Regions from separate parts of the Homo sapiens genome. Here all the other regions are linked to region 1. A link is an interaction called in ENCODE POLR2A ChIA-PET data of the cell type or tissue named here. Cell type or tissue: IMR-90. All regions are shown on one strand.

Evidence for each region. Peaks named below come from ENCODE experiments on the same cell type or tissue, not always from the same donor. Only the 100,000 strongest peaks of a DNase experiment are listed, where the experiment ranks them.
Region 2: POLR2A ChIA-PET joins it to region 1 with 8 read pairs; 2 of 35 experiments call an interaction of 5 or more read pairs at or near these places.
Region 3: POLR2A ChIA-PET joins it to region 1 with 5 read pairs; 3 of 35 experiments call an interaction of 5 or more read pairs at or near these places.

Annotation. Positions count from the first base shown.
Region 1 is chr16:88,083,365-88,087,364 of GRCh38, forward strand. No RefSeq gene overlaps it. Among named protein-coding and RNA genes, the nearest start is that of LINC02182, 110 kb to the right of the region's middle. In IMR-90, no CTCF peak of the experiment used is centred here; DNase peaks (open chromatin) are centred at 1,327 and 1,797.
Region 2 is chr16:88,199,051-88,203,050 of GRCh38, forward strand. It overlaps a transcript of ZNF469 not described here. Among named protein-coding and RNA genes, the nearest start is that of LINC02182, 6.8 kb to the left of the region's middle. In IMR-90, no CTCF peak of the experiment used is centred here; no DNase peak of the experiment used is centred here; H3K27ac peaks cover 320 bases.
Region 3 is chr16:88,445,479-88,449,478 of GRCh38, forward strand. No RefSeq gene overlaps it. Among named protein-coding and RNA genes, the nearest start is that of ZFPM1, 5.8 kb to the right of the region's middle. RefSeq lists a silencer at 2,019-2,255. In IMR-90, no CTCF peak of the experiment used is centred here; no DNase peak of the experiment used is centred here.

The DNA of each region.
Region 1 (4,000 bases):
GAGAAAAAGATAAGAATTAGCATATGTAAAAGAAACTTCAGGATCCCTTATCCATTAAAGGCTACACCCAGAATATGTAACTTCCACGCTAGTAGAGGTGAAAGCTACAATTAGAAAAATACATGGTCTGTCCAAAAGAAGACAGGAAAGGACGGGGGCCTGGCCTTGGGGGTGTCCACTTGGCAGTGCCTCTGGCCCTCCTCGGGGTCAACAGGAAAGCTGACTGAAATGTACAAATGTGCTGAGAGTCTCAGGGGAGTGCAGCCCTCCTAGTCAAGGGTCTGGGCAAAGAGAGTGTCTGGGCATTGGGGCAGCCCCGGAGTCACTTTTCTCCTGGGCTGGTGGCTGCCCTGACAAGTGCTGCCTGGGGGGTGTGTGGGGCCTTGGCCAGCCTCGCAGCCGGAGGGATGGGCACTGGGACCTGGGGCTGCCAAGGACGAGGGCCCCAGTGTTCCCCTTCCCATTGGGCCGAATCCTGGGAGGGCTGCACCCTGAGTCTCCCGGGGCTGCCACTCAGCCTCACATCGTCCCAGTCATGATCCTGGACTGACGTGGTCTTGCACGGCTGGTGTCCCCAGCTGCCAGGCAGAAGTAAACACTAATCCTTCTGGGAGGAAGATAATGCTAAATTATGTCTGTGAGCAATTTTGCAAATATGGTATCCAGCACACAGAAACAATCAGGCAAAGGAGAGAAAACAATGTAAATAAAAACCTATGGAAATAACAGAGAATAGAAACAGCCCCACAGCGATGAACTGGACACTTTTAAAAAGTACCAAACTGGCCGGGCGCGGTGGCTCACGCCTGTAATCCCAGCACTTTGGGAGGCTGAGGCGGGCGGATCACGAAGTCAGGAGATCAAGACCATCCTGGCTAACACGGGGAAACCCCATCTCTACTAAAAATACAAAAAAATTAGCCGGGTGTGGTGGCGGGTGCCTGTAGTCCCAGCTACTCGGGAGGCTGAGGCAGGAGAATGGCGTGAACCCGGGAGGCGGAGGTTGCAGTGAGCCAAGATGGCGCCACCGTACTCCAGCCTGGGCGACAGAGGGAGACTCCGTCTCAAAAAAAAAAAAAAAAAAAAAGTACCAAACAGTAGCTCTACCACTAGAAAATAGAATTATCAAAATTAAGAATTCAGTATGTAGGTATAATAGCAGATGAGACACATCTGAGGAGGGAGGAGGTGAACTGGAAAACAGGGAGGAAGAGATCCCAAATGATGTGTGTTGCACCAGACACCGAAGGAGGAAAGGACTCCATTCCTTCACAAGCTCTTCCAGGAAGCAGAAAGAGGTGGACATCCGCCAACTCATGTTTTGAGGCTAGCATTTCTTTGGCATCAAAATCTGAAGACATCAGCAGAGAGAAAAAAATTACAGCCCAATCTTATGCTTACACATTCACATACTTTTTTTTTTTTTTTTTTTTTTTTTTGAGACGGAGTCTTGCTCTGTTGCCCAAGCTGGAGTGCAGTGGTGCAATCTCAGCTCACTGCAGCCTCTGCCTCCCAGGCTCAAGCGATTCTCCTGCCTCAGCCTCCTACTCAGATAAATTCTAAGCAAAATTTTAGCAAACCAAATCTAGCAGTGAACAATCTCATTTGGTAACTAACTGTGGCTGGATTCAATCAGGTGTCATATCTTGTATTCTGTACCCTTGTTAAGCTCTCTAATTAATCATAACAGTTTCCAACAATATAACAATCTCAGTCCTTTAGATTTTCAACATGACACGTGTTTGGGCTGTGACTGCAGCTTGGCTTGACCTTAGAATATCACTCAATGTGACTCAACACACTGACAGATTAAAGGAGGAGAAATTCATGTGATCCTCACGGCCAAGGCAGACACAGCTTTTGAGAAAATTCAGCATCCAAGAAAAATGCTTAAAAAAAAAAAAAAAAAAAAAGGGCCAGGCATGGTGGCTCACGCCTGTCATCCCAGCACTTTGGAAGTCAGGAGTTCAAGACCAGCCTGGCCAACACGGTGAAACCCCGTCTCTACTAAAAATACAAAAAAACAGCCTTGCGTGGTGGTGGGCACCTGTAATTCCAGCTACTGGGGAGGCTGAGGCAGGAGAATCGCTTGAACCCGGGAGGTAGAGGTTGTGGTGAGCTGAGATTGCGCCATTGCACTCCAGCCTGGGTGACAGGGCGAGACTCTGTCTCTCTTTTTTTTTTTTTTTTTAGATGGAGTCTCGCTCTTTCAGCCAGGCTGGACTGCATTGGCACTATCTCGGCTCACTGCAACCTCTACCTCCCAGGTTCAAGTGATTCTCCTGCCTCAGCCTCCCCAGTAGCTGGAATTACAGGCGCCCACCACCACGCAAGGCTGTTTTTTTCTATTTTTAGTAGAGACGGGGTTTCACCGTGTTAGCCAAGATGATCTCGATCTCTTGACCTCGTGATCTGCCCACCTCGGCCTCCCAAAGTGCTGGGATTACAGGCGTGAGCCACTGTGCCCGGCCAACTCTTAAAAAATAAAAAAAAGCATTCTAGAAAATAAAAGGAATTCCCTTGACTTGATCAAGAGTTTCCACAGAAGCCTTGCAGCCACAGCGCGCGTCCCCATGGTCAGGAGCAGGACTGGGTGCCATTCTCACAGCTTCTGTCCAGCTGTGTGGAGGTCTCGGGAACAGAGAAAGAAAACAAGCCAGAGGTACACTGTGGAAACGAAGAGACAAAACAAAACCCACTGTTCGCAGGTGATGTCACTGTGTTCTGGAAAACTCCAAACAATTTCCAAAGATAACCTAAAATATTTCCCAGGGAAAAATATCGGAAATATTAAGAGATGTCAGCACGTTTTTGGGGATCAAAGTCAGTATACAAGGTGTCATTGCGTTTCTGTCATCAGCAGTCATGCGAAAAGGAAACTTTAAAAAGCCACCGTTCAAAAAGCTTTAAGATATAGAAATGTCAAGAAATAACTCCAATTAAAGATGCAAAAAGATGTTTATGGGAAAAAAATCATAAAACTTTCCTGAAAGAGGTTAAAGAAGACCTAAATTAAGGGAGCCCCATCCCGCATCCGTGGATTGCAGAGCACACTGTGCTGACCCCTGTTCTGCCGTCTCCCCTGTGGCTGGCTGCCCTGGCCCCTTCTTCAGCCGGGCCAGGAGCCCAGACCCGCGCTCCCCTCTGCGTGGACACACCCTCAACCCCTTCGCACCTCCGAGGACTCACCTCGTAGGACTCACCTAGACAAAGCCCCAAGCAGAGATACATGAACCTTCGCCTGCCCTGTACCTGAGAGCAGGAGAAGCAGCGCACACCTGGTTGCATTTTTGCTGTGAAACCACAGGCTTCCAGGCAGCCTCTTCATACTGCCCGGCAGCCCCACTTCCCTTCCCTTTGCCTTGAACCTGTACACCGCCTCCCCACCTCCACTCCACTACTGGGGATGCCTCCCTGTTCATCAGCCAAAGCAATCAAAAGAAACCCCACAGGCACCCCAGCCACACCCACTCACCCACCTGCCCTGCACTCGCCTCCCTTTGGTCCCCCACATGGGTGGGTGCCCGCCTGGCTCCCCCAGCAGCCGGGCCCCACCCGCCCCACGCTCGCCTCCCTCTGCTCCCCCACATGGGCGGGTGCCCGCCTGGCTCCCCCAGCAGCCAGTCCCCACCCACCCCACACTCACCCGCCTCTGCTCTCCCACATAGGCGGGTGCCTGCCTGGCTCCCCCAGCAGCCGGGCTGTGGGAAGATGGGTGAGAGTCAGCTCTCTGAGTGCTTGGCGGCAGGCGGTCAGCTCAGCTGGTGGGAACAGCAGGACGGTGTGGACGTCAGCCTGGCACGGGGCAGGGGTGCCCCTCAGCAGAATGGCATGGGGGCTGTGGCAAGCTCCCCTCCATCTCTGGTCCCTGGAGTCAGACTAGACCTTCGCCGCATCCGGCTCGAAGGCTCGGATGGATGATGGATTGCCCGGCCCATCTTCCCCGGGGGGTTGGATCTGAGACCATCAGCATCCAGCAGCCGTGAGTGTGATGGATGAA
Region 2 (4,000 bases), 120 kb after region 1:
GACCCTCGACCCTCCCCCAAATGCCACCAGGGTTCCCATTCCACCGTGACCTGGCAGGAGATGTCAGACCGCAGCTGAGGGCCCTGCTGGTTTCCTACGAGGAGGCTGCAGATGGGAATGAGGACCTCACGGTCAAGGGCATGGGCACCGCCCACCTGGCAGATGACACATTTGTGAGTGGGTCCCCAGAGGTCTGCCCTGGCACCCGACAACCCCAGGAGGCAGGAACAGGTTAGAGCCAACTGTGGAGCTCATCAGAGAGGTGACTTTCAGTACCAAAAGGGTGTTTTCCAAGGGAAATCCTGCCACACAGGGCAAATGAGAGCAGGTCAGGGCTCACCAGTCACTGCAGAATCCGCCGGCCCACATGTCCCTGGTCTTCAGGGGTGGGAGCAGCCAGCGGGAAGGAATCCACCTGCCCCCATGGCCTGTGGATCTGAGGACTCTGCTCCCACCTCCTGTGCCAACCATTGTTTGATGAAGGTGCCCTTGCTCCCAGCCCGCTCTCCTCTGACATTCTTTGGTGAACATCCCATCTCCTTTTCTCCAGAACCAGCCGGCTCGGACCACCCACATATTTTACAGTTACTGGGCTTCTATGTTCCACAGAGGGTGCTTGGCTGTGGGGACTGGGGAGGGGACAGAGCCTCAGGCCAGGTGCAGGGAGGACAGTGCTGGCCATAGGGCTGGGGCAGCCTCAGGTCACACCACCATTCCAGCACTCTCTGTGTGGCTCCAGGGACTCAGCGTCCCCACCTGGGAGTCAGGATGGGGGCTCAGGCAGAGGCGCTGGTTTGTTGTCCCACAGATCAAGCCTCTCTGAGTCCTCGGCTGTCTTGGTGGAGACTCCAAAGGTGAGGCCGGACTGCATGTCCCATGACCCTTCTCTACCAGGCAGGGCCGAGGACCCCGCAGCAAGGGCCCTTCATGCCGGGCTCACCACCCTGTTCCCTCCATGACCTCGCCAAATGCCTCCCGCTCCCACCCCCGGCTTTGGGACGGTCAAACAGGCGAGGGCTGGGGGTCGTGCCCCGGGGGGAGGATGACAGGTGACGGGAGGAGTGCCCGGCACGGCCGAAGAGAACACGGCAGTGGGGTGTGTGTCAGCAGCAGTGGCACCACCAAACCCCGGCAGGCTTCACGCAGAAGGCGGCATTTGGGGAGAAGTTAAAGGCTGAGCAGGAGCCAGCGGGTGAAGTGGGAAACGGAGAAAGGGCTAGCCTGTGCCCAGCTCTCCCTGTCAGCCCAAGACGAGGGACATCTTTTGTGTCTGGGCACTGCCTGGGTTGCTTGGACAGAAGCCTCAGAGCTGGAAGGAGCTGAGAAACCACACGCTCCAATGCTCACGCCCCATAGGGGACCGAGGAACCGCAGAAGGGACCGCACCTGCCCCGTGGCCAGCAACAGAAGGCCGGCAGGGAGCGAATGCACTCCAGCCCCTACGGTCTCTCCGCTCTCCCAGCTGAGCTGTCTTCCCCGGAGGCCGGTCTGCAACCAGAGAAGGCGCCACGCCATCGGCCCTCACCCTGCTCCGCCTAAGCTGCTGCTTTTCCTCTGCAAATGCCCTGGGCTGGACGTCAAACCACAGTCAGGTAGGGGCGGCCCAGACCAGGGACCAGCAGCTGGTTCCCTCTGCCTGGTCTCACTTCTAAAGCCACTGGAAGAGGAAACACATAAAATGTGACTTTGCAGAGGAATTCCAATAAACAAGATGTGTTTCCAAGTCTTCTGAGGCTGCTGAGACTGAGTAGCTGCATGTGAGCAGCCACAGCTCCTCTGTTGTCCTCCTGCAAAGGGGTCCCCGCCCTCCCACTCAGGTCGCGTTCCTCCGGCCGCCCCCGGCTGCTCCCGCCACAGGAGACTGGACGGTGGGCTCTGGCCCTGGGGACCTCCGGCCCTGCCTGCAGCAGGCCCCACTGTGTGTGGGCGAGAGGGCCGGGCCAGCTGACTCCCGTCTTTCTTTGGGACCACGTCATCAAGCGGGCTGGAGCCAGAGGCTGGGCCCCTCTGTGCCCCGGGGATCCTCACCCCGCAGGTCCCCAGTGCTGTCCTTGTCACCACTGAGCGACAGTTTCTCCCCACCCCGTGCTTCAGTTTACCTGTCCGGACCAGGGGTGGCAACCTCTTTTCCAGAACGGGGCAGAAGGTGAATGCAGTTCACTGTAGTTCTCTGCATTGTGTCTTCTTTTTAAAGAAAATAACCCTTTACAAATGAAGGGTTGGCCGGGTGCAGTGGCTCACGCCTGTAATCCCAGCACTTTAAAAAGGTCAAGGCAGGTGGATCACCTGAGGTCAGGAGTTCGAGACCAGCCTGGCCAACATGGTGAAACCCCATCTCTACTACAAATACAAAAATTAGCCGGGCGTGGTGGTAGGCACCTGTAATCCCAGCTACTTGGGAGGCTAAGGCAGGAGAATCATTTGAACCTGGGAGGTGGAGGTTGCAGTGAGCCGAGATTGTGCCACTGCACTCCAGCCTGAGTGAGAGAGTGAGACTCTGCCTCATAAATAAATTAAAAAAAAAAAATGAAAACAAAGGGTTAAAACACCACTCTCAATGTGGAGGCTGGGCACAGACAGCTGTGGCTGCCGGCAGTCCTGCAGCCCTGGAGTGGACTGTGGGGTGAGGCCGCACCTGCCCAGGGGTCTCCGGGTGTCCCTGCAACTCCATCTTGAGCAGGTCCTTACATGCCAGTGCCTGGCATTGCTCGTGTTGGCCTGTGGTTTACAGATGAGGAAACTGAGGCTGGGAAGGACCAGAAGTTCCCTAAGGCGCCGGCTGCTGGCAGGGGTGGGGGAGCTCTGAACCCTATCATTTGTGTGCTCAACTGTGATTCGATAACCCACAGGTGGTGGGGGCCGTGGTGTCTCTTGATGGCCTGGGGCTCCCATGCGGGCCCACCCTGCTGGGTCCAGGGTGTCCTCCTGTTCCTCCTCCCTTTTTGCCTGGAGGAGACTCCTCCACTAACTCGGAGGTTCTAGTGACTTCCTGCCGTGCTCCCCCCAGGAGTAGCCATGTTTCCACAGCCACCCCACGGGCAGTGGCCAGAGTGGCTGGAATGCCAGGTTCAGCGTCTGTGGTGTGAGGCATGGACACGGCACCTGCGAATCCACGTTGGCTGTCATCACTATTAACCAGTTATAACAAGGATCACACACCTTGTTCCCCACACCAGTCATGTGGTGGCTGCACTGTGAGGCAGACACCAACCGTGCATTTTCCACATACAGAAGTGGCTGAACACAGCCCAGGAGCTTGCCCAAAGCTGCAGGAGGCCGCTTTGGCTCGGGCTCAGGACCGGGGGCTGCTTAGAGTGAGGCTCTGGCTGTCCTGCCTGCCTGTGGGTCCTAAAGTCCTCTCCTTGCCATTCCAGGTGCCCCCGTGGATAAGCTGCACCCACCTGTCCCCAGGAGCACAGCCAGCACCTCTCAGGTGCGCCCCTGAGGTGTCTGCGGCACCTGTCTCTTATCCATCATCATTCTCCCAGGCAGACCCAGGGCGGGGCAGGTGCTGGCTCTGGCACCGCAGGAAGCACATCTGGTCCAGGGCATCTCAGAACCTGAGGCTCTGGGGTGTAGAATGGACTTTGAGTTTCTGGAAGAGACCTTAGGAAACGTTGTGTCTGCATTTCCAGGTGGCCGGATGGTGGTGGGGGCGCCTCACTCCTCACCGTGTGCTGCATCCTCAGCCTCTGCCTGCATCTCTCGAGTCTGCTCTGGGTCAGCACTGGGGGTGAGGAGGTGATGAGGGGCAGCGGCAGGGGCCGGGGGTCAAGAGCACCAGAAGGGAGGCCAGGTCAGGTCCCTGCAGCCCAGGTGAGATGAGGGCCTCGTGGTGGCCTTGAGGGCTGGAGGTGAGGGAAGGGCCCTGAGCCGGGTGCCGCAGCCGATGCCCTGTCCTTTGCCGTGACAGTCTCTGTGCAGTGCAGGCAGCCCCCACCGAATCCAGGTACAGTGCTCAGTCACAACCGTAGGGAGAGTGGTCAAATCGGAGCGGGGG
Region 3 (4,000 bases), 360 kb after region 1:
TGCGGTGCTTCCTCGCCCCCCAGGGCCTGGCGCGGCTGGGGCCCTGCCCCTCTCCGACTCCGTCTCCCACCCTCTGTCTCGGTCATCTCTGGCTGCATGAAAAGCCACCCCGGCACTCAGTGGCTCGGAACAACAATCGCGTCTTTTGCTCACAAATCTACCATTTGGGCAGGGCTGGGTGGGCACAGCTCGTCTGCTGCCCGAGGCACCTGCTGGGGCTGGCGTCTCCGAGTGAGCTTCCACCCAACATGGTGATTGAGTTCCAACATCGAGGGTCCCGAAAGACGAGACCCAGACGCCGCCGGCCTCTCGAGGGCTGGGCTGGGAGCCGAAGTGGCGTGGCTTCCCGCACATCCTTCCGGCCAAGCAGTCACGGAGCCAAAATCCAAGACGGGGCCTGGGTCTCCCTGCCCGCACGGAGGTGTGTCACAGATCCGGGGGCCATGTTTTAAAACCATCACCGTTGCCCTCTGGCCACAAATTATTTGTATTCCACCCAGATGCAGGGCACACTCACCCCTCCAAAAGTCTCCCCAAAAGTCTCACCGTGTCTCAGCGTCAGGCTCAGGCCCGGGGCCCTGACATTTAGATAGGGCCAGGTGTGGCTGAGGCCATCGAGTCATTCCTCCGGTGAAGTATGCCCGTGCGTCGGGGTGCAGGGCACGGGGTGTAGGACAAATGCTACCAATGCCCCTGTCGGGAACTGGGAGGAGGGTGGCACATGTCCGTCACTGCCACAGGCGGTTCCGAAGCCCGGGCCCTGCCCCGTACAGTGACTGTGCTGTTAGCCCGGCCACCTGGGGCCTGGCTCTGCACTGGCGTGTCCTCTCCTCGAGGCGGCTGAGTCTGCCGTTCGGGGACCTCCCTCGCTCCCCTGCCTGGTGTCCTCTCCTCGAGGCGGCCGAGTCTGCCGTTCAGGGACCTCCCTCGCTCCCCTGCCTGGTGAAGGTCATGGGGTCCCGGGCCTCTTCACCCTCTGTGTTGTCTCCGCCTCCTTCCATCTCATCTCATGGTGCATCCACCAGAGCAAGGCCCCTTCGACCTTCATGGACAGACCCTTCTCCACTCTGCCAGCCGTGGCTGCTGTGTGGCCGAGCTCTTCCGATTCTGGAGGCCGATGTCCAGATGCAGCAACAGGGTCTTCCTGGGGCCAGACACGCAGTCTTGCAGCCACACCTTGGACCAGCTCCTCACTCTGAGGCCAGGGCTTCCTCCGAGCATCTTTCTCAGCGAGAGAGACTGGAAACGCGTGGCAGTTTTCTTTCCAGCCTGGCATATCCACACTCTCGCATATGGCTCCTAAGTTCTGCTTGAAAACCAAACAGGTCTTCCTGCAGCATCGCCTGGGACCAACCACACAGGCCACAGCCGCTTTCCATGTCCTGCCCGGGCCGTCCTCGCCATCGCGCACAGGTTTCCTGGCTCCTCATCGTGCCTCGGGTCCTGTGCCGAGAGCTTCCCCGGCGGTGCCAGAGGTGCAGCCACTGCGTCCCGCAGCTGTGCGCAGCCCCTGCCTCCGCTCACCCACGTTCGTCTGCACCATCTACGCCCGTGTCACAAACAGCCCCCAAGCTCGTGGCTGAAAACAGGACTGACGACGGACCAAGTTTCCACAGGTCGGCTGAGCGGACTGTCTTCTGGCCTCACCTGGGCTCATTCTGGCAGCTGCCACCCACCAGCAGGTCAGCAGGGGCAGGGCTGCACACCCCCCACCTCCAGGCAGTCTTTCATCCTCAAGGCCCCAGGTCAGGCGTCTTCAGGAAGCCGTGCATACACCTGCTCCGTGAGCCTCTGCTTGCCTCCGATTTGCTGGCGCTCCACTGACCGAAGTAGGTCACAGGGCCATGAGGTCAAGCCCAAGGTGGACAGAGATGGGGGAACTGAGCTGCAGTCCACAGCCTGCCTTGGCCACGTGCTGGCTCCCTCCTCCCGAAACCCTCCCCAAGTGTTACGGGGTCTCCCCTAGACACCTGGTCAGATGGCAACCCCCGCCCCACCTGATTTATAGCACATGGAAGCCCCCCGTGTCGTCTGCTGTCCACTCACTGCTGTTGGCCACCACCTCCGCCTGGCACAGTCCATCACACACAGTGACGACTTGTGTGTGTTCACTGCCTAATCTCAGTACCTGGGTTGGGAGCTCAAGACATATTTATGGATGGAAAGAAGGAAGGGAGGCCGGGTGCAGTGGTTCACGCCTATAATCCCAGCACTTTGGGAGGTGAGCGGATCACCTAAGGTCAGTAGTTCAAGACCAGCCTGGCCAACATGGTGAAACCCTGTCTCTACTAAAGATACAAAAATTAGCCGGGCATGGTGGCAGGTGCCTGTAATCCCAGCTACTTGGGAGGCTGAGGCAGGTAGAATTACTTAAACCCGGGAGGTGGAGGTTGCAATGAGCGGAGATTGCACCATTGCACTCCATTGCACTCCAGCCTGGGGGACAGAGTGAGACTCCTGTCTCAAAAAAAAAAAAGAGAGAAGAAGGAAGGGAGGGAAGAGGGGAAGAGGAGGAGGGAAGGAAGGAAGGAAAGGAGGGAGAGGAGAGAGGAAGGAAGGGAGTCCTATCTGTGATGTACATGACCCCCACTATCAGAGATTAAGAAATGTCCAGATAAGATTTCCTGTCTGCACTGGTATCACCTTGCCCCGCCGGATAAATGGGACAGACAGGCAGTTGCGTGAAAAGGTCACTCCCGGCTGATATCCAAGGACAGTCTCCAGGCAAGAGCCTGGCCATTGGCTCTTGGAGGGCAAAGCTTGTGAGACCCACAGGAGAGGGGCTTATCCAGCGTGCTCCCAGGCCAAGCCCGCTTTCTGCTGTCCCCGGATGTCTGATAGATCAGATGGGTCCCGGCTGAGGGTGGGACTGCCTGAGCCCCGTCTCCAAAGCCAGAGCCAGCCCCAGTGACAACAGGGCCACAGCAGCAGCAGCCCCTGCCCAGGGTGGCCCAGGCAGCATCCCAGAGCCAGCCAGACCACCCCCCATGGCGAGTGGCCTCCCGATTCCTAACTTAATTTATTTTGACATCTCCGCTGCCGCCTGACCTCCTTATGGAGTCATGTGGTATTTAAAACTCATTATCCCCCCCATTGAAACAGGAAGTTAATTAAACCCTTCACAGAGCCAGCTTTGACAAATGTCAGAATGGGCCCCTGGCACGGCTGCCCGGCGGCGCCAAGGCCTGGGGATGACTGGCAGTGGGGGAAGTGAGGCCCTGCCCGGGCGGGGACCACGGGAGAGGTCCTGGGGTCCCTTCCCCTCACTCAGCCACCCCTGTGCGTTTCAGAGCATGCGCGTCCCCGAGAGAGTCCTGCCCTGCGCTTCCCTGCTTTGCTGCTTCAGGCGAGTGACTTCCCCTCTCTGAACCTCTGTTTACAAATCTGGCAAATGGGAATTCTGACAGCTCCTTCTGCAGAGAGCTGCTGTGAGCAGAGTGTGCCGACATATGCAAATGTGCAGCCTGGCTCGGAAGGGCCCTCCGCAGTGTCTGCTGTGGCTGCTGCTGTAGGAGGGCAGCGCTGACTGCGGAAGAGGAGACAGCTGGGCCTGCCCTGCACTCTGGGACAGAGAGACCTGAGCCTGCCTGGGGCACTCAGTGGATTCCCTCAGGAGGGGTGGGCAGACCAGGCCAGGCAACGGAGGGAAGGGTGCACCCAGCAGCCCAATAGCTTGTGCCAAGGGGGACCGCTGGACCCACATACAGGGAGGCTCCAGGATGAAGGAAGGGCAGAGCCTGAGGCTACGACACATGGCTCTTAGGAGGCCCCGCTGGCTTCACCCTTCCATCAGGGACCAGCCAGGGTGGGGGAGAGTGGGCAAGATGAGGCTGATGAAGGTTTGGAGCAGGGTGGGAGGGGCCTCTCAGAGCCATAAGGAAGTGAAGTCACAGATCCTGGTGACAGGCCAGCTGTGGGGAGTGGTGGGAAGCAGACAGAGGAGTTGGGTGCAGCCTGGTTCCGAGGCCCTCACGTGGCCTGACCTCCAGGTGCACCAGCC